2 separate regions of the Homo sapiens genome follow, and region 2 is linked to region 1. A link is an interaction called in ENCODE POLR2A ChIA-PET data of the cell type or tissue named here. Cell type or tissue: Panc1. All regions are shown on one strand. Links, peaks and the distances in the headings refer to the core of each region. The heading gives the core; the rest is flanking DNA. Region 1 has its middle 11 kb from the start of MAP3K10. Region 2 holds the start of CCNP (cyclin P).

Region 1 (16,199 bases), core at 4,913-12,912:
TCAGGAGTTTGAGACCAGCCTGGACAACATGGTGAAACCTCATCTCTACTAAAAATACAAAAATTAGCCAGGCGTGGTGGCAGGTGCCTGTAATCTCAGCTACTCAGGAGGCTGAGGCAGGAGAATCGCTTGAACCTGGGAGGCGGAGGTTGCAGTGAGCCGAGATCGAGCCAGTGTACTCTAGCCCGGACGACAGAGGGAGACTCTGGAAGAAGCAAATGGGCTGCAGAACAGGTTGTCTCTGGGCCCGGTGCGGTGGCTCACGCCTGTAATCCCAGCACTTTGGGAGGCCAAGGCGGGTGGATCACAAGGTCAGGAGTTCAAGACCAGCCTGGCCAACATGGTGAAACCCTGTCTCTACTAAAAATACAAATTTAGTCAGGGCATGGTGGCAGTCACCTGTAATCCCAGCTGCTCGGGAGGCTGAGGCAGGGGAATCGCTTGAACCGGGTGGCAGAGGTTGCAGTGAGCCGAGATTGCGCCACTGCACTCCAGCCTGGTGACAGAGTGAGACTCCATCTCAAAAAAAAAAAGAAAAAAAATTATCTTGGATTTGGCTGCCTTGTTGAACTCACTCTTGCTTGTTCTAGAATAGCTTGACAGATAATTCTCTTCGATTTTCTAGCTAGATGATCCTGTTGTCCAGAAAAAAGAAAAAAATTACAGCTTTAAAAAATCTGATGTCTATGCTTTTTTTCTTAATCCTCTCCTCTTTGGCTAGGAGTTCCAATACAATGTTGAATGGCAGTGGTATTAATGGACAATTCTTGTCTTGTCCTAGACATTTAAGGGAATGATCCTAAGGTTTCATCATTAAATATGATGCTTTCAGTAGATTTCTAGTAGAAGTCCTTTATCAGGTTCTATTCCTAACTTGCTAGAGATTTTTCTTTCTTTCTTTCTTTCTTTCTTTTTTAAATGCAGGTGTTACATTTTATCAAATGCTTTTTATGCATTTATTTATGCAATCAGATGGTTTTTCTGCCTTTAATCCATTAATGTTGATTATCTCCTCTTTCTTGCTTTCACCATTGCTGGATTTGATTTAATAATACTTTATTTAGGGTTGTTTTGCATTTCTTTTCTTTTCTTTTCTTTTTTTTTTTTTTTTGAGACAGCCTTGCTGTGTCATCCAGGCTATAGTGCAGTGGTGATATCTCAGCTCACCCACCTCCTGGGTTCAAGCGATTCTCCCACCTCAGCCTCCAGAGCTGAGACTATAGGCGCATGCCACTGTGCCCAGCTAATTGTTACATTTTTAGTAGACATGGGGTTTTGCCATGTTGGCCGGAGTGGTCTCCAAATCCTGGCCTCAAGGAATCCACCTGCCTTGGCCTCCCAAGGTGCTGGGATTACAGGCATGAGCCACTGTGCCTGGCCTGCATTTGTTTTCATAAATGGAATTTTCTGGTGTTATTCTTGCCTAGTTTTGACATTGGCGGAATGCTAGCCCTATTCAATGAGTTGGGGAGCTTTTTTTTTTTTTTGTGGTGAGAACACTTAAGACCTACCCTTATAACAAATTTCAAGTATACAATAAAATCTTATTAACGATAGTCGTGTCATTGTACATTAGATCTCTAGAACTTATTCATCTTGCATAACTGATATTTTGTATCCCTTGACTAATATCAAGTCAACTTTTTATTTTTTAATCTTTTTTTAAGATGGAGTCTCGCTCTGTCGCCCAGGCTGGAGTGCAGTGGCACAATCTTGGCTCACTGCAACCTCCACCTCCTGGGTTCAAGTGATTCTCCTGCCTCAGCCTCCCTAGTAGCTGGGATTACAGGCATAAGCTACTATGCCCACCCAGCTAATTTTTGTATTTTCAGTATAGACTGAGTTTCGCCATGATGACCAGGCTGGTGCTGAAATTACAGGCATGCGCCATTTCTGACCTCAAGTAATCCGCCCTCCTTGGCCTCCCAAAGTGCTAGGATTACAGGCATGAGCCACCTCGCCCAGCTGTGTTAATTTTTTCAATGATGTTCTGATGTCCTTGTTTGGAAGAAATCTTTAAATTTCATGTAGTCAAACCCGTCACATTTTCACCATATGTGCTTTCTGGGTTGAAGAATCTTTGCTCACTCCAAAGCCATAACAATATTCTACATTTTTCTAGCAGCTGTTATGGGTTGAATTGTGTTCTTCCAAAAGGATATGTTGAATTCCTACTCCCAGTACCTCAGAATGTGACTGTATTTAAAACAAGGTCGTTGCAGATGTAATTAGTTAAGATGAGGTCATACTAGAGTAGGGTGGGCTGCTAATGCCGTATCACTGTTGTCCTTATAAGAAGACAGCCTGGTTGGGCGCCGTGGCTCACACCTATAATCCCAGCACTCTGGGAGGCCAAGGTGGGAGAATCACTTGAGCCCAGGAGTTCAAGATCGGCCTGGGCAACACAGTGAGACCCCGTCTCTATAAATAAATAAATAAAAAGAAGATAGCCATGTGAGGACACACACACACACACACACACACACACACACACACACACACACACACACGGAATGCCATATGACAACAAAGGCAGAGATTAGAGTTATGCAGCTACAAGCGAAGCAACTCCAAAGGCTGCCAATAAATCATCAGAAGCTAAGACCAGGTGAGGAAGGATTCCCCTGCAGGGTTCAGAGCGGGCATGGCCTTGCTGACACCTTGAGTTTGGACTGCTGGCTTCCAGGAATGGGGAGACAATAGATTTCTGTTGGGTTAAGCCACCCAGTTTGTGGTACTTTATGGCAGCCCTAGGAAATTAACATACAGTCCTAGCCTTCTGGTTTTACCTTCCTTATTTAGGTTTCTAGCCCATTTATTTGACCTTTGTATTATGGAGAGAGGTGGGGAACTAACTTTACTTTTCTCCTTACAAGTGCCAGGTTCCCTAATACTATCTCTAACAATCTCTCTCTTTTCTTCTTCTTTTTTTTTTTTGACTTTGAGACAGGGTCTCAATCTGTTGCCCAGGCTGGAGTGCAGTGGTGCGATCTCGGCTCACTGCAACCTCTGCCTCCTAGGCTCAAGCGATCCTCCCACCTCAGCCTCTCCAGTAGCTGAGACCACAGGTACACGCCACCACGCCTGGCTAATTTTTTAAATTTTTAGTAGAGACGAGGTCTTGCTATGTTGCCCAGGCTGGCCTCGAACTCCTGGGCTCAAGTCATCCTCCTGCCTGAGGCTCTCAAAGTGCTGGGATTACAGGTGTGAACCACTGTGCCTGGCCACACCCTGTATAATTTCTTCCAATATGTGCCTAGTTTCTTTTCTTTTTAGCTGTGCTGTAATCGATTTCATTTGTTCACTGGGTTTTAAAGTTTTCACTTATATAATTTTTAGTTTTTCCTCTTCAAATCTTCCTTGACAGTTTTAATAATCAGCTTTTCCTTCAGTATTTTTAAAGCTCTGCCATTAATTTCTTTAAAGATTTACTGTATTTATTTTATATTCTGTACAGCATACTTCCAGTGGCTGTGCCATTTGTGAGTCTGATTCTGAGGCTTATTGCTTCTGCTTATGTAGTTTATTTCCTGTTAGTGATTTTTTAAAATATCAACTTATGTTCCTTGGGATTTTATATGAGGAATTTTTTTTTTTGAGATGGAGTCTCGCTATCTTGCCCAGGCTAGAGTGCAGTGGCACAATCTCAGCTCACTGCAACCGAGATCTCCCTCCTGGGTTCAAGCGATTCTCCTGCCTCGGCCTCCCAAGTAGCTGGGATTATAGGAGCCTGCCACCACGCCTAGCTAATTTTTGTATTTTTAGTAGAGACAAGGTTTCACCATGTTGGCCAGGCTGATCTGGAACTCCTGATCTTCCCACTTTGGCCTCCCAAAATGTTGGGATTATAGGTGTGAGCCACCGTGGCCAGCCCTAAGGAAATTCTTGAAAGCCCAGGTTTAAATGCATTTTCCTGGCTAGGTGCAGTGGCCCATGCCTGTAATCCCAGCACCTTGGGAAGCTGAGGTAAGAGGATTGCTTGAACCCAGAAGGTCAAGTTTGCAGTGAGCTATGACTGAGCCACTGCACTCCAGCCTGGGCAACAGATCAAGATCCCATCTCTACAGCAACAACAACAAAAGACTTTTTTTTTTGGACTCTTTTCAGTCTTTTATTTACCATACTCTCTTTTTTTCTCCTTTCCTTGCTTCCATGAATACATTGATTATTTTCTACTTCTGATTTGAAAATTATTTAATTTAAAAAAATTTTAAAAAGTTATAGTAGTTATTCCTAACATGCTCAGACTAATTTGTGTTTATTCTACCCCATAAATTCTCCCCTCTGCTTCCTTTTGCCCTGAAACTGCCATATTGATATTTTTTAGACTTTTGATTTTGGATTTGTATAAATATGCCTTTTGGGGGCATTATTTATTTATCATAGAAATGTAGTCACTATTATTTGCTGTGTCTCATAAGTTGTTTCTCTTCTCGCTGTAATACTTCCTCCAGGATTATTTTTGAAGGTTTTTGTGGGGTAAACTTTTTTTTTTTTTTTGAGATAGAGTCTCACTGTGTTGCTCAGGCTGGAGTGTAGTGGTGGGAACTTGGCTCACTGTAACCTCCACCTCCCGTGTACAAGTGATGCTCCTGACTCAGCCTCCCAAGTAGCTGGGACTGCAGGCACCTGCCATCACACCCGGCTAATTTTTTTTTTTTTTTTTTGTATTTTTGGTAGAGACAGGGTTTCACTGTGCTGGCCAGGCTGGTGACGAACTCCTGACCTCATGATCCGCCCACCTTGGCTTTCCAAAGTGCTGGAATTACAGGCATTGAGCCACTACGTCTGGCCCGGGATAAATTTTTGACACTTTTTTATATCTGAAAATATCTTTATGTACCCTCACATTTAAATGACAGTTCTGCTAGACATAAAATTCTCTAAGTTCCAAGTGTTTTCCTTTTATTCTTTGAACAAAATACTACCCCATTGTCTTCTTGCATCTGTTGTTGCTGCTGACAAGTCTGGTGTTGTTTAGTTTCTGAAAGCTGTTAGAATTTTTCTCTTTGACGGTCTTCAGATTAATTGAAAATTATCTACATATTTTGAAACCTATTTGTCTATGAGCCTGGTGTGGGTACCCCACCCCCCAGATTCACATGTTGAAGTGCCAACTCCCAGTGCCTCTGACTGTATTTGGAAATAGGGTTGTTGCAGGTGTAGTTAAGATGAGGTGATACTGGAGTAAGGTGGGTCCCTACTCCAATATGACAGGTGTCCTTATGAAAAGGGGAAATTTGAGGCCGGGGCAGGGGCTCTCACCTACAATCTCAATGCTGTGGGAGGTGGGTGGATTGCTTGAGGCCAGTATTTGGCGATCAACCTGGGCAACATAGTGAGACCTCATCTCTACAAAAAATACATGTTGGCCAGGCTGGTCTTGAACTCCTGACCTCAAGTGATCTCTCCACCTCAGCCTCCCAAAGTTCTGGGATTATAGGCGTGAGCCACTGTGCCCAGCCTGTTTTTCATAATTATTTATGTCATTTTGATTTGTGGCCTGCAAATATCCCTTCCTCAATTAAGCCTCCTCCTGGGCTTTGGCAGGGCTGGAGGTAAATTACTGACAATTCTGGTTAGAAGATAGCATTGCCATTTGCTCTGCTATGTCATCTTCATCCAGCTTAATGTCACTCACAGAGCTGCTTGGCTCTGGGCTGGGGACCAACAGGAAGCTATTCTCTTTAATTTTTTTTTTTTTTTTTTTTGAGACAGAGTCTCTGTCTCTCACCCAGGCTGGAGTGAAATGGCATCATCTTGGCTCACTGCAACCTCTGCCTCCTGGGTTCAAGCAATTCTCCTGCCTCAGCCTCCCAAGAAACTGGGATTACAAGTGCCCGCCACCACGCCTGGCTAATTTTTTTTTTTTTGAGCCAGCCTGACCTCTGTTGCCCAGGCTGGAGTGCAGTGGCACGATCTCGGCTCACAGCAAGCTCCGCCTCCCAGGTTCATGCCAATCTCCTGCCTCAGCCTCCCGAGTAGCTAGGACTACAGGTGCCCGCCACCACGCCTGGCTAATTTTTTATATTTTTAGTAGAGATGGGGTTTCACCCTGTTAGCCAGGATGGTCTCGATCCCCTGACCTTGTGATCTGCCTGCCTAAGCCTCCCAAAGTGCTGGGATTACAGGTGTGAGCCACCTTGCCCGGCCAACCTTAAGATTTTAATTACCATGAAAAACAAGAGATGAGACTCTGAATGAGGCCCTTCCTGACATCTGGTATAGCTCCATGGAACTTCCAGATATTTATAAACAGAAAGAAGGATGAAGTCTTGATATAAGAATTTGCAGCCAGGCACAGTGACTCACGCCTATAAGGCCAGCACTTTGGGAGGCTGAGGCAGGAGGATCGCTTGGGCCCAGGGGTTTGAGACCAGCCTGGGTAACATGGTGAGATTCTGTCCCTACTAAAAATCAGACAAATTATTGGGTGTGGTGGTACATATCTGTGGTCTCAGCTACTCAGGAGGCTGAGATGGGAGGATTGCTTGAGCCCAGGAGGTTGAGGCTGCAGTGAGCCATGTAAGTACCACTACACTCCAGTATGGGCTTCAGAGTGAGGTCCTGTCTCAAAAAAAAAAAAAAAAAAATTTCTGTGCTCCATTCTCAGTGCCTAAATCTTAGATTAACTGGATGTTTCAGTGGGCACTTCCTAGAAGGATTCTTCTCTGTGAAAGGATCTCCTGCTAAACCCTGTTCACTCTTGGGATACTGCAGTGGAATTTGCTGACTCCATACCTAAGGGACAGTGCAGGTAGGTCCATTGGTGCCCATAGGGATGTTTCCAATTGTGTCTGTTTGGTTCCATCTTGTTTTACGTGGAAGTTCTTTCATGCTTTATCCACACAAGGTGTCCAATTCATCCAGCCTCCATTCAGGGAGCCTATAAGGATCCAAGTCTATTGAAAGGTGGGTTGTCCATAGGTGATGAGTGTGTAAGGGGGTAAACTCCAGAACAGCTCATCTTTGAATCCTTTTTACTCTGTCTCTGGTTCTCATGCTCTTTTTGGTTCTCTGTTCTCCTACTTCAAGGACTCCTGGGATGTTTTCCAACACCAACAGCCAGTTCTCTGATTCTCTGGCCACCAACTGGATATTCAACAATTCAGTTCAATTCTGATACTACCTGGAGTTAGGGCAGATTCCACAGCTGAAGGGCTCAAAACTGCCCCACCCACCAACTTCAGATGCCAGTTGCAAGTCCCAGGACTCCCATACTTCTGACCAATGTAAACCAAAAATAAAATTCTTTTTTTTTTTTTTGAGACAGAGTCTCACTCTGTGCCCAGGCTGGAGTGCAGTGGCATGATTTTGGCTCACTGCAACCTCCACCTCCCAGGTTCAAGCAATTCTCCTGCCTTAGCCTCCTGAGTAGCTGGGACTACAGGCAGCCACCACTCCCAGCTGCTGATTTTTATATTTTTAGTACAGACGGGGTTTCACCATGTTGACCAGGCTAGTCTCCAACTCTTGACCTCAGGTGATCCACCCGCTTCAGCCTCCCAAAGTGCTGGGATTAACAGGCATAAGCCACTGCACCCAGCCGAGACCAAGGTTCTTCTTATGGAGATGAAGCCTCCAGGTAGCAGGCTTCAGAGAGAATAGATAGTAAAATTTCTTGCAGTGGCACGCACCTGTAATCCCAGTTACAGGGAGGCTGAGGCATGAGAATCACTTGGACCCAGGAAGCGGAGGTTGCAGTGAGCCAAGATTGGGCCACTCCACTCCAGCGTGGGCAACAGAGTGAGACCCTGTCTCAAAAAAAAAAAAAAAAAAAAAAAAAGAACTTGGTCCCTTATCCTAACTCAGATACTCCTTTCTATTGACTCCAGGTCTTTAGTTAAACTCTTTCAACCAACTGCCAATCAGAAAATCTTTGAATCCATCCATGACCTGGAATCCCCACCTCCCCTCCCTTCCACCCCACTGCCTTGCTTTCAGTTGTCCCACCTTTCCAGACCAAACCAGTGTATATCTTACACGTGTTGGTTGATGTCTCATGTTTCCCTAAAATGTATAAAAGCAAGCTGTGCCCCAATGACCTTGGGCATGTGTTCCCAGGATCTCTTGGGGTTGTGTTATGGGTCATGGTCACTCGTATTTGGCTCAGAATAAATCTCTTCAAATATTTTACAGAGTTTGACTCTTTTGGTTGACCAACCAGCTATAAATCGGGGGGTTTGCATGCCTCCCTCATAATGTTCGATAATTTTCTAGAACAGCTCACAGAACTCAGGAAGACACTTTACTTATGTTTACCAGTTTAATATAAAGGGTACAAGGGAACAGATGAAGAGGTGCATAGGATGAGGTCTGGAAGGGTTGTAAGTACAGGAGCTTCTATCGGCATAGAGTTGGAGTGCACCACCATCCCCGTCTGAGGATATATTTAACAATCAGGAAGCTCTCCATAATCTCGAAGTTTAATTTTTTTTTTTTTTTTTGGAGGCAGGCTAGAGCGCCCAGGCTAGAGCTCAGTTGCATGATCATGGCTCACTGCAGCCCCAACCTCCCCAGGCTCAAGTGATCCTCCCATCTTAGCTTCCCGAATAGCTGGGACCACAGGTGCATGCCATCACGCCTGGCTGTTCTGTCTTTTTTGTTGTTGTTGTGGAGACGGGGTCTCACTCTGTTGCTCAGGCTGATCTTGAACTCAGCCTCAAGCGATTCTCTCACAGCAGCCTCGCAAAGTGCTGGAATTACAAGCATGAGCCACTGCCCCTGGCCTCAAAATTTGTCTTAGTTCTTGCTTTTGAAAAGCAAAGAACAGGGGAGAAATTTGTCACTGAGGGACAATAAATGTGAGGAGGAAGAGGTAGGGTGATTGCAGGGTAGGACAGAGGGTGTTGATCATGCAAGAGTCAAGATGGACATGACGATCAAGAAGGGAATGGATCCTTTTTCTTGAAAACAGACAGGAATTGGCCGGGCGCAGTGGCTCAAGCCTGTAATCCCAGCACTTTCGGAGGCTGAGGCGGGCAGACCACCTGAGGTCGGGAGTTTGAGACCAGCCTGGCCAACATGGAGAAACCCCATCTCTACTAAAAATACAAAATTAGCTGGGCGTGGTGGCACATGCCTGTAATCCCAGCTACTTGGGAGACTGAGGCAGGAGAATCGCTTGAACCTGGGAGGCAGAGGTTGCGGTGAGCCAACATTGCAGCACTGCACTCCAACCTGGCCAACAAAAGCGAAACTCCATCTCAAAAAAAAAAAAAAAAAAAGAAAGAAAGAAGACAGGAATCTGAAGCAGAAGATGAGAATAAGGACTGGGGTTGAGAGGAAGAGAGGTGAGACAATAAACATGGAGAGAGAAAAGAATTGGCCAAGGAAAGATGCAAGAGGCCGTTAGAAGCCAGAGGATGGGGCAAAAAAGAAGCTGGTATGGGAATATCTACCGGGAAGCTTTTCATTTTGTGCATACCAGTATTGCTTTCTTTTGAGTACCTGTGACTCACCTTTAGGTATACACTTCTTTGCTGGAACATTCTCATTGTGTTCTGTCAACTGCCCTGAGGAGTGGGCTAGAACAGAAGTGGCTTGTGAGGCCCAGCTGTCCTAATGCCCCAAAGGCAGCTCCTGGACCAGTGGATTGAAATGGATGTATCATTATATGACAAATCGCCTTTGAACGTGCCTGGAGATCTGACTGTCAGCAAAGATCATGTCAGGGCACTGAAGTACTTCTTTGGCTTCTTTAAAACACAGTAAGCCAGGGATAGTGTCTCATGCCTGTAACCCTGGCACTCTGGGAGGCCAAGACAGGAGGATTGCTTGAGCCCAAGTGTTTGAGACCAGCCTGAGCAACATTGTGAGACCCCATCTCTACAAAAAAATTTTAAAAAATCAGCTGGGCATGATGGTGGATGCCCTGTAGTCCCAGCTACTTGGGAGGCTGAGGTGGGAGAATCACTTGAGCCCGGGAGGTTGAGGTTGTAGTGAGCCATGATCACGCCACTGCACTCTGGCCTGGGTGACAGAATAAGACCCTGTCTCAAAACAAAACAAAATAAAACAAAAACAGTAAACTTTGAGGATAAGGAGGGTGTTGATGGATCTGTTTGTAATTCCTTCACTCTCTTTCCTTCCCCCAAACCTATTTTGGGCCAGGAGCAGTGGCTCAAGCCTGTAATCCCAGCACTTTGGGAGGCCAAGACGGGCGGATCACGAGGTCAGGAGATCGAGACCATCCTGGCTAACACGGTGAAACCCTGTCTCTACTAAAAATACAAAAAAAAAATTAGCCAGGCGTGGTGGCGGGTGCCTGTAGTCCCAGCTACTCCAGAGGCTGAGGCAGGAGAATGGTGTGAACCCGGGAGGCAGAGCTGGCAGTGAGCCGAGATTGTGCCACTGCACTCCTGCCTGGGCGACAGAGCAAGACTCTGTCTCAAAAAAACAAATAAACAAACAAAAACAAACAAACAAACAAAAACCTATTTTGGTTTGTACAACCTGGAAGATCCCCAGAGTCTTCCTTGGCTCTATTTTTTGTCTCATTTTTTTTCTTTGACATTTCTCCTTTACATGACTCACAGTTGACACTGCCGTGGGCCTGAAGAGCTCAGTCATGTCCCAGGGCAATTCCTACTGGGGTGGGTGTAGGTTGCACTTCAGACAAGTTGCGAGGTGTGCTTCTGGACAAAAGCAGTCAAGGATGGCTGATAATGGGGATAATGGCCTGCTACAAAGAAGGATCTCATAACTGAGCAAGAAATCCATCCTTGCTGTAATCACCCAACTGGTTCTTCTTGCCTGCTGCCCAGAAAAGCCAAGACACCAAGAACAGCAGGAGTTACAGCAGAGAAAGTTTAATAATCACAGGGCCAGTCAAGTGAGAAGAACAGGAGATATTTCTCAAATCCACATCCCCAAGAATTTGGAGGCTAGGGTTTTTCAAGGATAGTTTGGCAAGCAGGGGACTAGGGAATGAGGAATGCTGAGTGGTTGGGTCAGGAATGAAATCATAGGGGATCGAAACTGTCTTCTGTGCTAAGTCAGCTCCTGGGTGTCAGTTGCTGGTCCAGGTGGCGCCAGTTGGTCCATACGGAATGCAAGGTCTGGAAAATGTCTCAAATACCAGTCTTTGACTGTACAATAGTGATGTTGTCCATGGGGGAATTGGGGAAGTTATAAATCTTGTGACCATTGGCTATATGATTTCTGAGTAATAAGCAGTTACAAAAAAAGGCAAGTTATAAAACAATGACTTGTTAGAGTTTAACTATATCCACATCTTAGAAGAAACAATGGCTGTTAGAGTTTAACTATGCCTTCATCTTAGCAGAATTCAGGCCCCTACCACAATTCTAACCTTGAGGTCTTTCATTAGTTATACAAAGGCAGTGTCAGTCAGTCCCTGAGCAAGAAGGGGGTTAGTTTCAGGAAGGGACTGTTATCAGCTTTATTTTATTCGTTTTATTTTTTATTTTTATTTTTTTGAGATGGAGTCTTGCTGTGTTGCCCAGGCTGGAGTGCAGTGGTGTGATCTTGGCTCACTGCAACCTCTGTCTCCTGGGTTCAAGTGATTCTCTTGCCTCAGCCTCCAAAGTAGCTGGGATTACAGGCGTGTGCCACCACGCCTGGCAAATTGTTGTATTTTTTTAGTAGAGACGGGGTTTCACCATGCTGGCCAGGCTGGTCTCGAACTCCTGACCTCAAGTGATCCACCTACCTCGGCCTCCCAAAGTGCTGGGATTATAGGCATGAGCCACCATGCCTGGCTTGCTTTGTTTTAAAGTTAACTATAAACTAAAGTCCTCATATAGTTGGCTTGGCCTATGTGCAGGAATGAGCAAAGACAGCTGTGAGCTTAGAAGCAAGATGGAGTCAGTTACGTGATATTTCTTTCACTGTCACAATTTTTGCAAAGGCAATTTCACAGCCAGCCAGCTGGAATGGGGGCAGTTGATGGAGGTGGCTTTGCCACGAGCTGAGTATGGGCCCAGTAATATATCTTTCATTTCCTGAGGCTATCAAGAATACTCACTTCTGGCCAGGCGCAGTGACTCACACCTGTAATCCTAGCACTTTGGGAGGCCTAGGCAGGTGCATTGCTTGAGTCCAGGAGTTCAAGACCAGCCTGGGCAGATCAGACATGGCAAAACCCCATCTCTACAAAAAATACAAAAATTAGCTGGGTGTGATGGTGGCATGTGCCTGTAGTCCCAGCTACTCGGGAGGCTGAGGTGGGAGGATGGCTTGAGCCTGGGAGGTGGAGGTCACAGTGAGCCGAGATTGTGCCACTGCACTCCAGCCTGGGTGACAGGGCCAGACTCTGTCTCAAAAAAAAAAAAAAAATTCACTTCTTTCTTCTTCTGTAACACCTTGTCAAATGCAAAGGGCTGTTTGTTAATGAGAGTCTTCAGCCTCTATAATTCTTGTAGCTCTATTCTAAGACAGAAATACTTAGCATGGACATAGTCACAAGGGAGAAGCAGCTTGGCAGCGAGGACTTCTGCACTTTATCTATCATGGTCTGTGGCCAGCTGGGTCAGAAGGGCTGGAGGGAGAAGAAAACCGAGGACAGAAGTCTTTGGTAGAAAAATAAAAAGCAGGCCGGGTGCGGTGGCTCACGGCTATAATCCCAGCACTTTGGGAGGCTGAGGTAGGTGGATCATGAGGTCAGGAGTTCAGGACCAGCCTGGCCAAGATGGTGAAACCCTGTCTCTACTAAAAATAGAAAAAATGAGCCAGGCATGGTGGTAGGCACCTGTAATCCAAGCAACTTGGGAAGCTGAGGCAGAGAATTGCTTTAACCTGGGAGGTGGAGGTTTTGTTGCAGTGAGCCTAGACCGCACCACTGCACTCCAGCCTGGGCGACAGACCAAGACTCTATCTCAAAAAATAAAAATAAAAAGCAAATACCAAGCAAATTGTCTTGATCATGGACAAGGAGAAGTGGGCCATGCACACCTGGGACCAGCTAGCTCATAAATCTATGATAAAAGTGTCAGATTTGAACTTGATTGTCAGTTGTATTTGAGATGACTGCCCCTCACTAGGGACAGGCAGGTGAGTTCAAATGAGGTTCTGGTGTTCTTCTTTGAACTCTGGGCATTTCTTTGAGTCTGAAAATATTAGAAATTCATGGCACTACCAGAGACCTGGGAGGGTTTCGTCAGTGATAGCATCCATCACACAAGCAAGAATGTTAATATGGTTGAGCACCGTGGCTTATGCCTGTAAACCCAGCACTTTGGGAGGCCAAGGTGGGAGGATCACTTGAGCCCAGGAGTTTGAGACCAGCCTGGGTAACCTAGAGAGACCCTGTCTCCACAAGAAAATAAAAAAATCAGCTGGGCATGGTGGTGCATGCCTGTAGTCCAAGCTACTTGGGTGGCTGAGGTGAGAGGATCACTTGAGCCTGGGAGGTCAAGGCTGTAGTGAGCTGTGATGGTGCCACTGCACTCCAGCCTGGGTGAACGAGTGAGACCTCATCGCTTAAAAAATAATAATAAAAAAAGAAGCTGAGGCCTTTGGGGAGGTGATTAGTGATGAGGGTGGAGCGCTCAGGCTGGGATTAGTGCTTATATAAAATAAGCCCAAGAGAGCTTGTTTGTCTCTTCTACTATGTGAGGACACAGTGAGAGGGCACCATCTAGGAAATGGGCCCTCGATAGACACCGAATCTGTCTGTGCCATGATCTTGGACTTCACAGCTTCTAGAAAATGTGGAAAATAAATATTTTTCCTTCCTTCCTTCCTTTTCTTTCTTTTGTTTTTTTGAGACGGAGTTTTGCTCTTGTTGCCCAGGCTGGAGTGCAAGGGTGTGATCTCAGCTCCCTGCAACCTCCAGCTCCTGGGTTCAAGCGATTCTCCTGTGTCAGCCTCCTGAGTAGCTGGGATTACAAGCATGCGCCACCATGCCCAGCTAATTTTTTGTATTTTCAGTAGAGGCAGGGTTTCACCATGTTTGTCAAGCTGGTCTCAAACTCCTGACCTTGTGATCCACCCACCTCGGCCTCCCAAAGTGTTGGAATTAGAGGCATGAGCTACAGTACCCAGCCAATATTTGTTGTTTATAAGCCATCCAGTTTATGGCATTTTGCTATAAGGAGCCTGAATGGACTAAGACAGAAGGAGAGGAATGCAATTGTATGAGAGCATATAACAAAGGAACTTGAACGTGACCTAAGCTGTCATGTGTCATGGAGAGAGGAAATCCTGAATTCCCCTTGCCTTACTCCTGAGGCCCACGCCAGCCATGTCCACACATGCCTGGGAACATGTCAATGGAAAACACACGCTTCCCAGTCAAAACTCCCTTCATTTAGTCTTACTGTGTGCCCAGGAACAATGGAGAGCTGTACCTCTACCCAAGCATACAAACTCACGTGATACAGAGGGCTTAACTTTTTTTTTTTTTTTTTTTTTTTTTTTTTGAGACGGAATCTTGCTCTATCACCCAGGCTGGAGTACAGTGGCGCAATCTTGGCTCGCTGCGACCTCCACCTCCTGGATTCAAGCGATTCTCCTGCCTCAGCCTCCCGAGTAGCTGGGACTACAGGTGCACACCACCACTCCTGGCTAATTTTTTGTGTGTTTTTAGTAGAGATGGCGTTTCACCATGTTGGTCAGGCTGGTCTCAAACTCCTGACCTCAAGTGATCCACCTGCCTTGGCCTCCCAAAGTGCTAGGATTACAGGCATGAGCCACTGCGCCCGGCCAGGACTTAACTTTTTAAACTTCATAATCAGCAGGGTGTGATGGCTCACACCAGTAATCCCAGCACTTTAGGAGACCAAGGTGGGTGGATTGTTTGAGCCCAGGAGTTTGAGAGCAGCCTGGGTAACATGATGAAACACTGTCTTTACAAAAAATACAAAAAATTAGCCAGGCGTGGTGGCGCACGACTGTTGTCCCAGCTGCTCAGGAGGCTGAGGCAGGCGAATCACTTGAACTTGGGAGGTGGAGAATGCAATGAGCTGTGATTGCGCCACTGCACACCAGCCTGGGCGACAGAGTGAGACCCTGTCTCAAAGTAATAAAATAAAATAAAACGAAACAAAATAAAAATTTCACAATCAAACCTGCCATGTAATGTATGAAGATATTCTCTAGATCTTCATGCTGATACTATGTACTTAGCATTATCTGTCCCATAACAATGTATCCCATGCTATTGGCAGGATACCTGGGATTCCTTGTGAACAAGGCTAACCCCACGCAAAACTGAGGCTGATAAATTTTCTCTTTGGGATCCCCCCTTCTTGGCAGATACTTTGCTGTGCTTGCCCCTGGAACAAGTTTAGTGCATTTGATTTTCTTCCCATCTTTCCATCAAATGTGCACCACAGTCCTCAGAGTTGGAAAGAAATATTCTGCTTTATACTGAGTTACTACTAATTTTATCATTCAGTCCTTCAGGCCTGCTTCCCAGTTCCAAAAGGATTGAGGCTGTTTGGAGATACTAATTCCTGCAATTTGGAACCTTCCTTTTTATTTATCTTCCAGTCTCTTTAAATCGTACTGTCTCTCCTTTAACAGTGGCACAACCAGGCGAAGGACCCAGATGTGTGGACCCCAGGCCTCCTCTGCTCTCTTTCATTGAGTTAAAAAGCTAGTTGGTTGGGTGTGGTGGCTCGCGCCTGTAATCCCAGCACTTTAGGAGACCGAAGCAGGTGGATCACCTGAGGTCAGGAGTTCGAGACCAGCCTGGCCAACATGGGGAAACTCTGTCTCTACTAAAAATACAAAAAATTAGCTGGGTGTGGTGGTGGGTGCCTTTAATCCCAGCTACTCCGGAGGCTGAGGCAGGAGAATCACTTGAACCCAGGAGGCAGAGGTTGCAGTGAGCTGAGGTTACGCCATTGCACTCCAGCCTGGGCAACAAGAGTGAAACTCCATCTGAAAGAAAGAAAGAAAAAGCTAGCTGACATACAATTATTCATATGTATTCTTTTTTTTTTAATTAAAAAAAATTTTTTTGAGATAGAGTCTCATTCTGTTGCCCAGGCTGGAGTGCAATGGCGCGACCTCGGCTCACTGCAACTTTGGCTCACTGCAACCTCTGCCTCCCTGGTTCAAGTGATTCTCTTGCCTCAGCCTCCTGAGTAGCTGGGATTACAGGCCTGTGCCACCACGCCTGGCTAATTTTTGTATTTTTAGTAGAGACGGGGTTTTGCCATGTTGGCCAGGCTGGTCTCGAACTCCTGACCCCAGGTGATCCGCCTGCCTTGGCCTCACAAAGTGCTAGG
Region 2 (13,936 bases), core at 5,551-13,550, 51 kb before region 1:
AGGTGTTGCTGCGCCCTGCCAAGTCATCCGAACCAAGACATGTGGTGGGGGTGAGCAGGCTCGGGGAGTGGGAGGGTGACAGCTTCTTCATAGATGGTGGCTTCATGTAAGCATTTGAACTAACTGAAGATATCACATTATTTGCTGGCTGCTGTCTCTATGAGTTAGGAGCACTTAGCCCAGCTGGTTGAAGTGGAAACATTATTTTTTTTGTTTTTGTTTTCAGATATGCTCATAGAAGCAGATGTGTTAGCATTGTGTTGTCTGTCAGCCTGGACTGAGTAGATGCCTGTTTGGGCTGCAGTCTCCATCAAGGCCAGTGGCCACCAGTTAAATGGACTAGATTGAGGATGGCTTATGTATCATTTCTTTATCTCAGTTGCTGTCCAGGTATCCTATTAAGCCACAGTACTTTTTCAAATAAAATCTTATGAGGTACCTCAGTGCAGAAAACAGAATAGTTGAGTTGTCATGAGCTGAAGGACCCCCTGGTGGGAGTCTCTGAGGAACTCTCTGTAGATCTCCTTAGTGCAGTGGAGAACTACTGTTTGTTGACTGACAGCCTGTCCATCCTGTCATTGAAGTTGGCTCCCAAGCCTTTGCCACTCCCAGCCACAGCAGACATCACTTGTGTGTGTAAGTTGAACACATTTTACTGTAAAAACAAGAGCCATGGTTGCTCAGAACAGCTCTAGTTCTCCCTTGGCTGTGCCTGATGGAGGCAGAGGACAAGATGGTTCAGCATGTAACCCTTTCCTACCGCAGAGCCATGCCTTCACTTAATGCCCCAAAAGGTGCAGCCGGTATGTGAACCCCATATGGCTGACTCCTGGGGGCCCCAGCCAGGGCAGGGTGTGTGTGTGCAGAATAAGCAGGGCCAGGGCCCTGCCCTGGCATGGCTCAGCAGAGCCCTCCTCCCTCCCACCTCCCACCCTGCTGCCTTCATCCCCCAGGCGCTGAAGTATGCCTTCCAGACCCACGACCGCCTGTGCTTTGTGATGGAGTATGCCAACGGGGGTGAGGTGAGCCGCGGCTGCCTTGACTTTGCCCTCTGGGGCCTCCTTCTTTAGGGTGGGGCGGGATGGAGAGGAGCTGTGGGTGAGATGGAAGGGTGGAGGGAAATTTCAGTGTCATCTAGTGCCCCTCTCCCTTGAGGCAGGCGGCTTCGTCTCCATTTTGGGGGGGCAGTCACTGAGGCTCAGAGAGGTTAAGTGGCTTGCCCAAGTTTACACAGCTAGTGAGTGGGTGGGTCAGGTCCAAACCAGTCCAGAGAGGTGTGGAGAGGGCTGTGGGGCGATAGCACTGGGAAGGATGGTCTTAAAGGCCCCAGAGAAAGCCCCCAAGGGTTAAAACCTAGCAGCCCTCCGTTCCCGTGTCCTCTCGAAGTGAATTCCCGCAGCCGCTCAGCTTCCCCTTACAGAGTCGCCTCACTTTTGTCACCCACTCCTTGCCTCGCGCCTTCTCTGTGCAGTGGTTGGCACACCTGCTTTGGGATGCGTGGTTTGCTCATCTGTCTGATCTGGGCTTGCCCATGGCCTATTGTTACTTGGTCATGACGTGTGCTTCTTTTTGCCTCCATGCCATCCTCCCTCCTGTCTCGGATGTCTCTCCCATACCCTCTCATGGGTGCCTCCTGGCAGACCCTCGCCCTTCCCCCCAGCTCTGTGTCACTTATGAGCTTCTGCGCTCTGCCTTGATTGGTCCCTCTAGCTGTCACTTGCTGGTTCATGATACAGGTGTCACCACATCACTGCGCTGGGGCAGGGGGCTGGGAAGGTGAGGGCAGGTGGGTGGGCTGGGGCCTGACCTCCTCTCCCCACCCCTTCCTCCTGCAGCTGTTCTTCCACCTGTCCCGGGAGCGTGTCTTCACAGAGGAGCGGGCCCGGTTTTATGGTGCAGAGATTGTCTCGGCTCTTGAGTACTTGCACTCGCGGGACGTGGTATACCGCGACATCAAGGTTAGTGGCAGGGTGTGCGCCAGGCTGACCTGTGGCATGCACACCACATGGGACTCACACTGGGGAAGTTGGGCTGAGCTTCTGCCCTCATTCGCCAGGCTCCCCACCAAGGTCCAGGGTGGTGGCTGCCCTCATTCGCCAGGCTCCCCACCAAGGTCCAGGGTGGTGGCTGCCCTCATTCACCAGGCTCCCCACCAAGGTCCAGGGTGGTGGCTCTGTGGCAAGTTGCCCCAAGTAGGGACCTTCCCAAGCCTCCCATGAGCGCTCCTAGGCCACTAGCGGAGTGTCAACTGCCACAATACCTACTTTATTTGTATTTATTTATTTATTTATTTTTGAGGAGTCTTACTCTGTTGAGTGCAGTGGTGTGATCTCGGCTCGCTGCAACCTCTGCCTCCCGGGTTCAAGCGATTGTCCTGCCTCAGCCTCCCGAATAGGTGGGATTACAGGTGCCCGCCACCATGCCCAGCTAATTTTTGTATTTTTAGTAGAGACGGGGTTTCATCATATTGGCCAGGCTGGTCTCAAACTCCTGACCTTGTGATCCACCCACCTCAGCCTCCCAAAGTGCTTGGATTACAGGCATGAGCCCCCGCGCCCGGCCAATTTTAGAAGATAGTTTGGCAGTGTCCACCAAAGCTGAGCACCAGTCATCTGCCCTAGCTGTGTGCACAGGAGAAGTGGGGACACACACTCACCTTAGAAAGTGTCCCCCTCACTCAGCAGCAGGACTTACTCTAGCCCCAACTGGAACAACCCAAGTATCCACTGTGAGAGGAACAGTCAGATCCACTGTGGAGTGTTCTCACAGTGGGACGCCACACAGCAGTTAGGAATGAGCTACAGCTACACACGACAGTGTGGACGCGTCTCATAGGCTAATGTCGAGGGAAAGCCGCACAGAGGAGGTGAGTCCACAGTTCACAGGTGTGTCTGTGTGCAGTGGTACAGATGGGAAGTAGAGGTTAATTCTTGTGGGGGATGGTCAGTAACCGGGAGGGGCACACAGGGCCTTCCAGGGGGAGATGCCACCTCAGCCTCGCAAGTAGCTGGGACTATAGGTGTGTGCCACCATGCCTGGCTAATTTTTTTTTTCATATTAAGAAATATGGAGATGGGGTCTCGCTGTGTTGCCCAGGCTGGTCTCAAACTCATGGGTTCAAGCAATCCTGCCACCTAAGTCCCCCAAATTGCTGGGATTACAGGTGTGAGCCACTTTGCCTGGCTGCATATTTCATAATTAAAGGACAGAAAGTCTAGAAAAAAAGAATAGAAGAAAGCTAGTGCCCCCACGTTCGAAATAAGAACCACAGTTCACAATGGGGACGGTGGGTGGACAGGGCCTGGCTCTCGGCTCTCCCTGCCCAGCTGTTCCCAGGTACCATGGGGGTGGGCCAGAGGGTGAGGAGGGTTGGATCTGGCCTCTCTCTGAGCCTCAGAGGGTGAGGCTGTGTGTGCTGGGCCCAGCCTGGCATGGGAGGGTTGATGTCCAGGAGCCCCGGGCATCTTTCCCTGGAAGGAAAGGCTGGGGTGGCAGGAAGCCTTGGGAGCATGCACCTGAGATCCGTTGACTTTTCCAACAGCTGGAAAACCTCATGCTGGACAAAGATGGCCACATCAAGATCACTGACTTTGGCCTCTGCAAAGAGGGCATCAGTGACGGGGCCACCATGAAAACCTTCTGTGGGACCCCGGAGTACCTGGCGCCTGAGGTGTCTGGGGTTGGTGGGGGTAGGAACGTGTGAGGCCAAGGGTAGGGGGATCCCCCAGACCTGTGTGTTTCCAGCCCAGATGCCCTGAGGGCAGGACTGTGATGCCAGCCTCAGGGCCACGGGCCCAGCCCTCATTTCTCCTCCATCCTCAGGTGCTGGAGGACAATGACTATGGCCGGGCCGTGGACTGGTGGGGGCTGGGTGTGGTCATGTACGAGATGATGTGCGGCCGCCTGCCCTTCTACAACCAGGACCACGAGCGCCTCTTCGAGCTCATCCTCATGGAAGAGATCCGCTTCCCGCGCACGCTCAGCCCCGAGGCCAAGTCCCTGCTTGCTGGGCTGCTTAAGAAGGACCCCAAGCAGAGGTGAGGGCTGGCGTCGGCCCCACCCAGCCCAGCGCCAGCTGCTGCCACTGTCCCTGCGGCCTGGAGGGGGCAGCGTCCACAAGGGTGCTCGCTTGTAGGGTCGCAGTGTGTCGTCCCCACACAGCCCCTGAAAACGTCCACAGTGGCACTTAGGGAGTGCTTCCCCCAGGGCAGGCCCATCCTTGACACTGCCTTATTTTATGGGGACACTGAGGAACAGGGCATCCCCTGGGCCTGGCTGGGGCCACCAAACCATATGTGGCAGAGCCAGGATAGGAACGGAGCCTGCCCTACTAACTCCCTTTCTGGACTCAGGGTAAGGCCAGGCAGTGAGGACACGTGGGTCCGGGTTGCTGACTCCCTGGCTCTGACCCTGGGCACGTGAGCTCCCTCCCTGAGCCTCGGTTTCCTCCTCTGTGAAGTGGTTTGTGGTCAAGACAGAATCATTAAGGGCCATACAGGGCCTGCCTGCTCCGAAAGCCCGTCTGCCCGAACCCAGCTGCTCCGGGAGGCAGGTGCTGACGGCCGTCTCTGCACAGGCTTGGTGGGGGGCCCAGCGATGCCAAGGAGGTCATGGAGCACAGGTTCTTCCTCAGCATCAACTGGCAGGACGTGGTCCAGAAGAAGGTGAGCCCCACTGCTTGCCCCAGCAGGACCCTCAGGGACCTGGCCCACTCGTGGTGACCTTGGTTGAGGCCTCCTGGCCTCAGGGTCCCTGAGCCTGAGCTCCTCTCCTCCGTAGCTCCTGCCACCCTTCAAACCTCAGGTCACGTCCGAGGTCGACACAAGGTACTTCGATGATGAATTTACCGCCCAGTCCATCACAATCACACCCCCTGACCGCTGTGAGTGCCTGGGGCCCCCGCGCTGGTGTGCCTGCCCCAGGGGTGGAGGGATGGGATCTGCTCTTAACTCACTTCTCAAGGAGGGCCCTCGAAGGCCCCCGCTTCATGTCTGGGAGATTTCCCCAAGTCTGCTCTCAGGCCCTTTTGCTGTTGGTCCTCTTTGGACCTGGTGAGGCCACCAGGAGCCATTGACTGCAGCACGTTCTGGAGCTCAGTCGGGGGGCTCAGGGCAGGAGGCAGCCCGGTCCCTGAGCCTGGCTGGGTTCACTGCTTTACAGCTGTTTGGGTTCTTACTCTGAACTCAGCCCAGGGCTGGGCTATGCTGGGGACACAGCACTGATTGAGCCAGCCCTGGGCCCTGCCCTGGAAAGCTCCCAGCCCAGGTAGGGTGGGCGGCCTGGAGTGGTCAGGGCTAGGGCGTGGGAGGCCAGGGACTGGGGAATCCCAGAGGAAATATCCGACCTGGCCTGCAGTTAGGGAGGGCTTTCTAGAGGAGGAAGCAAACGTGTCAGCTGGCCGGAGGAATGACGTGTGGGATGCCAGCAATGGGAGAAGCATGGCATAGCTAAGGACCGGCAGCAGCCAGGGAGATGGTGGTGAGAAGAGAGGGCATGGGGCTGGAGTGCAAGGGTCTGGGGGCCACTGGGAGGGGTGGGGACTGCTTGCATGGCGGGAGCCAGCCATGGAAGGGTTTCATACAGAGAGGGACAGGGTTAAAGCAGGCCTTTAGAAAGCCCCCCTGGCTGCCCGTGGAGAATGGATGGGAGGGTGCGAGAGGCAGGCCAGGACAGGGCTCTGGGCTGGACTCTGGCATGGTGGTGTGTGGGGCAGAGAGAAGGTGGGAGGCTCAGAAGGCCCTGCCAGCTGTGGGGCGCATGGGCAAGGGCACAGGAAACTCCCAGAGGAGGCCGCCCGGGGCTCAGGTTTGGGGAGTGGGTCCGTGGCTGAGGGCCTCCATTGCGGAGGGATGGGCCTTTCCTGTCCTGTCCTGTGGGCAGCCCCCGCCAGCTGGGGCCGTTTCCCCAGGGAGTCTGGGCAGGTGTCCCAGGCCCTCTCCTGACTGGTCCTCCCCATCCACCTCTGCCGCCCACAGATGACAGCCTGGGCTTACTGGAGCTGGACCAGCGGACCCACTTCCCCCAGTTCTCCTACTCGGCCAGCATCCGCGAGTGAGCAGTCTGCCCACGCAGAGGACGCACGCTCGCTGCCATCACCGCTGGGTGGTTTTTTCCCCCTAACTTTTTACTTAGCCTTTTTGGTTTGTGTCCCCACCCCCACCTCCTCACCCCCTTTCCAGTTCTTCTTCAGGCCCCTCCCAGACGCACCCCAGCGGCCCCTGCAGCCCCTGCCTCCAGCCTCCAGCCTCACCTTTGTGCCCAGACTCGCATTTGGAAGACTCCACCTCCCGCCCAGGCCTGGGCTGTTGGGCGGTTGGAGATTCAGGTTTTAATCCACACAAGCCCCAGTGAGGGGTGAAGCATGGCGCCTGGGGCCTGCCTGAGTTTCTGGCCTGGGTGTCGTGCTGGTGTCTGCCTCCGCGCTGCTGCATCTGGACGAAGGCTGCCTTCTGGTGGGACGCGACACCCGGCAGACAGTGGTGCTGCCTTCCAGGCCCCGTGGCCTAGGCTCGGAGTGGCCAGGCACGGGGCGGTCCAATCCCCCACCCGCTGTCCCCCTATGGGGGCAGAAAAGCAATAATGTCCAGGGGCAGGCAGGGGCCCTTGGGAGCTGCAGGGCTGGGGGTTAGGGCTGCTCCCTGGTGAATGGAGTCAGATCCTAGGATCTGTACCATGGGGAACCAGGAGTGGCCGGGCTGGGTGCCGCCTCCTGGTCCGGCCTCCTCCCCACCAAACTGTCCTCACCCTATGGATGAGGCAGGAGGAACATTTGGGGCCAAACCTGCCTGCCTCCCAGCCCCGTGCCTTACTAGGGCTTCCTTCCAGCTGGCCTTACCTCCCGCTGGACCCTGGGCCTGGCCTGGCCCCACTGGGGGCTATGGGCTGGGCTCACCCTCTCCTCTGCGGGGGTGGAGGGCCACCAGCCTTGGCTGTTACAATCTTACACCGGACAGTATTGGGCCCCATGGACTTGGTCAGGGAGGGGTGGGGGTGGGCATCTCTGGTACCTATTGGGGTGGGGGGCCTCTGAAAAGGGAGGCTCCTAGGCCCCCCTCACCCCTCCCTCTCCCCAGGGCCCCACGTTCTGCAGCCTTAAGGTTGAACATGAGTGCACGTCCATGTCAGTGCTGTGGGACTCCTGTGCGTGCCTCGGACTGCGTGTGTCGGCGGGACGCAGGCACACGTGGGTGTGTGTGCATGTGTGTTTGTGTGAGGGCAGCGTGTCCTCCAGTGTGCATGGTGTGTGGGCTTGGGCCCCATCCCTGGCCCGAGCATTTCATCCTGTGGGGGAGGGGTGCTGACCTAGTGGGAGGAGCCCCACTGTGATCCATGAGCTGCCCTGCCCACGCCTCCCCTCCCTGTAGCAACACCTCTGGGTGTTTGGAGTTTAGCTTTTGTGGGTTTGCTCTCCCTATCCCATCTCCTGTACTACACAGTTCATGGCAGGGTGGGGAGGGGTGGGGTTGGTTCGGGTGGGTGAGGGTCTTTTTCCTCTGTGTGCGATGTTGTTATCTGACAGTTCTCCGTCCCTACTGGCCTTTCTCCTCGTCTTCATATTTGTACGGTACAAGCAATAAAGACACTCATTTCAGACCAGGGCCCAGCCTGCACTCACGCCAGCCCAACCACTCTGGGCTTTGCCTTGGTGATGGAGTCAGACCCCTGGGCCCCAGCTCCTCCTGTACTAGCCGTTCCCTTCAGCAAGGAGGGCACTGAGCTCAGGGTGAGGGCAGCTGGGGTGTGTGCAGGAGCTCAGGCTGGAGAGGGTGGGTGGAGCTGGTGCTGTGGGGCTGAGGGGTATGGGAAGGCTCCCCGCATGTGGGGGTGGGGTGGACAGAGACCACTCCAGGCCCTCAGTGCTGCTTAGGCTAAGAGAGGTGGGGTGGAGGGACAGGGCTGGAAGATCTGGGTAGCCCAGAATGAGGAGGGTGCCTGTGCTGTCACTGAATGAGAGGGAGTGGTTCATTCCACCCGGCTGCCGAGCCTCAGAGGGGGGCATTCCTATCCTGCCCCACCTCCCTGTTTATGCTGCCACCTGGAAGCCTTGAGGCCCCCAAATTCCAGTACAGACCCAGTGGTGTGTTCATGGTGGCGTGGTTGCTGTCACCTGGGAGCTCCTGAGCGTTTGGTTAGAACCCTGTTCAGCTTGGGGTCAGCCCTCCCCTAGTCACTGCCCTTTAGCCTGGATGTGTCTGGGCCCCTGCACTTCCCGTGCTTGAGTCACGTGGCTGCATGGCCGGGCGCTGGCCGGATGGAACACCTCCCCCAGCAAGGGACCAGGGACCAGAGCCCTGGCCTGCCCTGCTGAGCCCTGCTGTGCAGAGGGCCTGGCACAGATGAATTTGAGATTTTGCCGCAAGGTGTTAGCACTTCACACCCATTGAGTCTTTGAGATTTTAAGTGAATGTAAGCAGAAAAAGTCAGATCCAATTTACAGAAATCAGAGTTAGCTACAGCTAGGACTCGTTTGGTTGGGGTTTTTTAGTTTGTCTTTCTAAAGTCATGTGGACCTTAATTTAATTACAAAAGTCTACCCTGGTGGTCATAAAATAGGCAGGCCTATGAAGAAAGGCCTTTTACTCTTCCATCTCGTCCCAGCCCCGAGTTGACCCACGTTGCTGCTCCTCACACCATGGTGATGCAGGTCTCGTAGTGTGGGCACAGGCCTGGCTACCTCATCTTTTTAGTGCCTCTCTCCTCTTCCACAGGATGGGGTCCCACAGCTGCAGCAGCTGGCCCCGTAGTTGAGCATGTGTGGTTATCCTGTAGAGCTTTTCCCAAGAAGGGTGTTTGAACTTAGAGTCTTAATAAAATCTTACCAAATAAATTTTGAGTAGAATAATCGTCTTTTGCAATGTACATTTTAAAAATTTCACACATTCTTTTTTGTATATAAAGAACAGTGACTGGGCACAGTGGCTCATGCCTGTAATCCCAGCAATTTGGGAGGCCGAGGCGGGCGGGTCTCTTGAGGCCAGGGGTTCGAGACCAGCCTGGGCATCATAGGGAGACCTTCATCTCTACAAAAAATACAAAAATTAGCTGGGCATGGTGGTGCATGCCTGCAATCCCAGCTAACTTGGAAGGCTGAGGTGAGGTGGGAAGATCACTTGAGCCCAGGAGTTTGAGGCTGCAGTGAGCTATGATTGCGGCACTGCACTGCAGCCTGGGACAATGAGACTGTGTCTCTAAAAATAAAAAAAAAAAAAACATGATACATGCTATTAAAAAAGACAGCAAAGCAGGAGTATAAGAAAGGAAATTCACCCGAGGTCGCAGGGCCTTGAGTACTCATTTTGGTGCTGATTACCTCTCTGCAAATGGACACGGCATCATAAATTGGTAGTTTCCTGCTCTTTTTGTGTAATCTTTTCCAGTTAATGTGAAGCCTCTGGGGGCTGCCCTCGTGCACTGATGGTTGTGTGGAGTCGGGGGCGGCAGTGCGATTCCCTTTTAGCTGCTGCATGGGGGGAACTCAGGCTTTCCAGCTGCTTCCTGGGGTTCCATGGGGTAGACCCCTCAACCGCTTCAGCTGCCCCGTTAACAGGAATTGACTTGGTTTCGTTTGGTGCTACCAGCAGTCCTGTAATAAACTAGCTATCCATCTGTACTGTGCTGGTGCTTTTGTTTGTCTACATCCCAGGATTTTAATGTCCAGTACCTTTCCAAAAAAGTGTAGCCATTCAGATACTTTAAATTTTGAAATAATTGCAGACTTGCAGAAAACTTTCAAAAATAGTGCTGTACTAAGATTATTCCAGGCCTGGGGCAGGAAATGTACAAGATGAGCCTGGGGCATCTTGCAGTGCCTGAAAGCACGCACTGATATGCTTAAGTCACAGGGACACAGGAGCCAACAGAAAGCTTCCAGTGGCCAAAGCTGAAAAGAATTTGAACAACAAAATAAATAGCATAATATTGGGTTTTCACCTAAAATGTGAAATAAGTCTATTGCTAAGTGGCAAAATGGGGAGAATATGCAAATCTACACAAAATCATAAGTAATTTCTGTAGACAGCCTTCAAGGAGGGCTATGGAACCCCCACTTCTTAGGCGTGGGCTGCAGTGACTCCTCCAAAGAGTGCAGTGTGGAGAGGGGGAAAAGTAACTTTTCAGTGAAGGTCCCTGGCAAACACTACATCATCCAGCCAATCGAGGCAAACACTGCTGATGAATCACCTTCACAGTGTCCCTTTAATGTGATAGAATGGCACTTTCCCTCTGATCCTCCTCTTGCAGACACACACCACCTCACTGAGAGGAAGCAGACATCAGACAGATCTCAGTTGAGGGATTTGTCTGCCAAGGTGGTTAATCAGAAAATTCTGAGAAAGTGACACATCCAAGATCAACCAAAAGAGTCATGGTGACTAAATGTAATGTTTCCTGAAATAGAAAAAGAACGTAGGGAAAAAGGAAGGCTTGAATAAAGCATGGACTTAATAGATGAATATTGGTCTAACGGATTGTGACAAATGGGGCACACTAATATGAGATGTTCATTGGGGAAATTGGGTGTGGGGTAGGTGGGAACTGTCAATCTATTCAAAAAAGTTATGTAGAAGAATTACAAAATATACCCTTCGCCAGGTTCGTCATAGCATTTTACTTAAAACGGACAAAAATGGGATCAGAATGTTAAATTCACCCCTCCACCTCCCGCTCCACATTGTATACCTGTCCTAAAGAACATTCTGCTACATAACTGCTCTCCAGTTACCAAGGTCAGGAAGCTAACATTGAAACTGCTCTTCTGTACAGATTTTATAGTGTTCGCTAATGGTCACGCTTAATGTCCTTGTATGTTAAAAATTCCTAGCTAATGACCAGGCTCACATGTTGCATTCAGTTGGCAGGTGTGAAACTCACAGGGCAGTTATTTTGCAGTTATTTTCCCTCAACCAGGGTTGGTTGCCTCACTTTTTTTTTTTCTCTTTTTTTTAAGACGGAGTCTCACTCTATCGCCCAGGCTGGAGTGCCATGGTGCGATATTGGCTCTCTGCAACCTCTGCCTCCAGGGTTCAAGTGATTCTCCTGTCTCAGCCTCACCAGTAGCTGAGATTACAGGCACCCACCACCACACCCAGCTAATTTTTGTATTTTTAGTAGAGACAGGGTTTCACTATGTTGGCCAGGCTGGTCTCGAACTTACCTCAAGTGATCTGCCTGCCTCACCTTCCCAAAGTGCTGGGATTACAGGCGTGAGCCACTGCGCCTGGCCTAAAAGATATATATATATATATATATTTTTTTTTAAAGCTACTTACGTCTCTCCATTTGCCCGCAAGGAAATTCCTTGTGGACAGAAGACAGGCAGAGTTCAAAGTCATCCCTGTGCTCACATGAGACCAATGCATATCTGATGGCTTCCTCCGTCCTATTGTTTGACCCAGACTAGGCATGGATGGCTCTTCCTGTAAATTGTGCATTCAGTAAAAGGCTAATCAAACTCAAAAGAATGCAGCCGTTTGTCTCCTGTCTATGACCTGGAAGCCCCCTCCCCTGCTTCGAGTTGTCTTGCCTTTCCGGACCGAACCAATGTACAGCTTACACATATTGAGGACGTCTCATGTCTCCATAAAACGTATAAAACCAAGCTGTGCCCCGAATACCTCCTGAGGCCGTGTCACACGCACACCCTTAACTTTGGCAAAATAAGCTTTCTAAATTGATTGACACCTATCTCAGATACCTTTTGGTTTACACAGTTAATAAACATCTTGTGTAGAGACATTTTGTAGATATCCCGATTCCTATCAGATGTTCACCCACTAGTTTGAACATCTATTGATATTTCTTGCATGAAACGATGCTGTGGTGGTTGCCAAATAGGATTTTCCAACCTTCTACATTATTAGTTCGGCCAGTCATGGCGGCCCACACCTGTAATCCTAGCACTTTGGGAAGCCAAGGTGGGAGGATTCCTTGAACCCAGGAGTTCAAAACCAGCCTAGGCAACAAAGTGATACCCCAGTCTCTACAGAAAAATTTAAAAATTAGCCAAGCATGATGGCGCACACCTGTAGTCCTAGCTACTTGGGAGGCTGAGATGGGAGGATCACTTGAGCCTAGGAGGTTGAGGCTGCAGTGAGCCGTGTTCACACCACTGCACTCCAGCCTGGGTGACAGAGCGAGACCCTGTCTGAAAACAAAACACATTTATTAGTTCACTTTCTAAAGATTAGAAGAGCTTTTCTTTCCCACTGCCTGAGTTATATCAGAATAAACTTGTATTTTAATTTTATTCAGTGGTTTGTGATCTATGACTATCATCTTGATGCTCACATTTTCTAGATTTAGCTAGTGACTTCTGCATCTATGTGACTTGCCCTGCTGTTGGGACACTTTCTGCCACACAAAAATATTCCAGATCTTGTACCTTCTCTTGTATGACCCTGGGATCAGCCATTTCTCCAGGTAGCCCTGGTTCCTTTTAGTGGAGAATGGGATGTGGCGGCCAGGGTTTGGATGTTAGGGGTGCTTCTCACTATTGGGGTGTCGCTGCTCTTAAGCTCTCCCAGTGGATTAAGCTAGGAAATACATGTTTGCATACACACCACTTTTTAAAAAAAATTTTTTTTTTTTTGAGACGGAGTCTCGCTCTGTCGCCCAAGCTGGAGTACAGTGGCCCAATCTCGCTCACTGCAAGTTCCGCCTCCAGGGTTCATGCCATTCTCCTGCCTCAGCCTCCTGAGTAGCTGGGACTACAGGCTCCCGGCACCACGCCCAGCTAACTTTTTGTATTTTTAGTGGAGATGGGGTTTCACAGTGTTAGCCAGGATGGTCTCCATCTCCTGACCTCGTGATCCGCCCGCCTCGGCCTCCCAAAGTGCTGGGATTACAGGAGTGAGCCACCACACCCGGCCACACAACACTTAACTTCTATGTAAACAACCATGTGTTCACACAATTTTATCTCCAATTCCATTGCGACACCGACACCACAAGGGTCATTCTAACCTCCGATCTATGTTTGTACATCCATCCTCTGACGGTGCAAACCCTGATTCTACATTTTGAAATCATCCCGACTTTATGGTCAGGAAAGCGAGGCCCAGAGGGGCTGCTTCCGGGCAGCAGGATGAGGATCTGTCTCCAGCTGTCCGACCTTAGAGGGCTTCGAGAGGACAGAGCCAGCCTGCGGGGCACTCACCTTTGTGCACCTGCCCGGGCGAGGCGGGCTCAGTGCGCACGCGCCCAGGGGCCTTTAAAGCGCCCGCCGCGCGTCTCTTCCCCTAGCTGCAAGGGTCGGTGCTTGGCCTCGCCCGCAACACCCTCCTGGAGGATGCTGGTGAGAGGCAGGGACCAGGGGTCCGGCTCCCGGCTCGGGCCTATCGTTAGGCGCTGGGCCCCCAGGCCCTCTCCTTTGCAGAGTCTCGCTGCCTCCCTCGACGCAGAGCCTTCAAGCGCCGCAGTCCCCGACGGCTTCCCCGCGGGCCCCACTGTCTCCCCAAGACGCCTGGCGAGGCCGCCGGGGCTGGAGGAGGCGCTGAGCGCGCTGGGGCTGCAGGGAGAACGCGAGTACGCCGGGGACATCTTCGCCGAAGTCATGGTGAGCCTACCCGCCGCCTGCCCTGGTGAGGGCGACGCCGGCCCACCGCCCGGCACCCACTCAACACCACTCTGAACTCCCACCGCTCCAGCCTCTCCTCCCTATCACTGGCAGCCGGCGTTCCTTCCCTGCAACGTCCAGGCTTTTGTTTTGTTTTCACACAGCGCCGTTTCTACCGCTGGGAATGCCCTTTCCCACCGTCCCCGGGCTCTTTGCAGTCCCTCCTGGGGTGTTTATGGTCCCCTGTACTTGTCCTCCACATTTATTTGTTTAACAAATATTTAATGGTTTAGTAGCAAATGTTTTAGGTGCTGGAGATGCTGCAATGCTGGCCTCGTTCTGGGGAGATGAGCAAACACATAGAACAACTAGGGAAAGGCCACG

The links. ChIA-PET counts read pairs that join two places held together with the same protein. Peaks named below come from ENCODE experiments on the same cell type or tissue, not always from the same donor. Only the 100,000 strongest peaks of a DNase experiment are listed, where the experiment ranks them.
Region 2: POLR2A ChIA-PET joins it to region 1 with 10 read pairs; 5 of 35 experiments call an interaction of 5 or more read pairs at or near these places.

The regions. Positions count from the first base shown.
Region 1 is chr19:40,172,269-40,188,467 of GRCh38, reverse strand. No RefSeq gene overlaps it. Among named protein-coding and RNA genes, the nearest start is that of MAP3K10, 11 kb to the left of the region's middle. In Panc1, for the core only: no CTCF peak of the experiment used is centred there; DNase peaks (open chromatin) are centred at 9,551 and 10,593; H3K27me3 peaks cover 1,291 bases.
Region 2 is chr19:40,225,991-40,239,926 of GRCh38, reverse strand. CCNP (cyclin P) reads left to right here and starts at 13,238. Exons shown (of 5, transcript NM_024877.4): 1 at 13,238-13,552. The coding sequence starts at 13,286. It overlaps AKT2 (AKT serine/threonine kinase 2), which reads left to right. Exons shown (of 14, transcript NM_001626.6): 8 at 954-1,022; 9 at 1,836-1,958; 10 at 3,542-3,670; 11 at 3,823-4,037; 12 at 4,577-4,664; 13 at 4,780-4,882; 14 at 5,976-9,610. The coding sequence ends at 6,055. RefSeq lists an enhancer at 12,851-13,404 and a silencer at 13,431-13,550. In Panc1, for the core only: no CTCF peak of the experiment used is centred there; DNase peaks (open chromatin) are centred at 8,414, 10,296, 10,806 and 12,294; H3K4me3 peaks cover 675 bases; H3K27ac peaks cover 1,172 bases; H3K27me3 peaks cover 373 bases.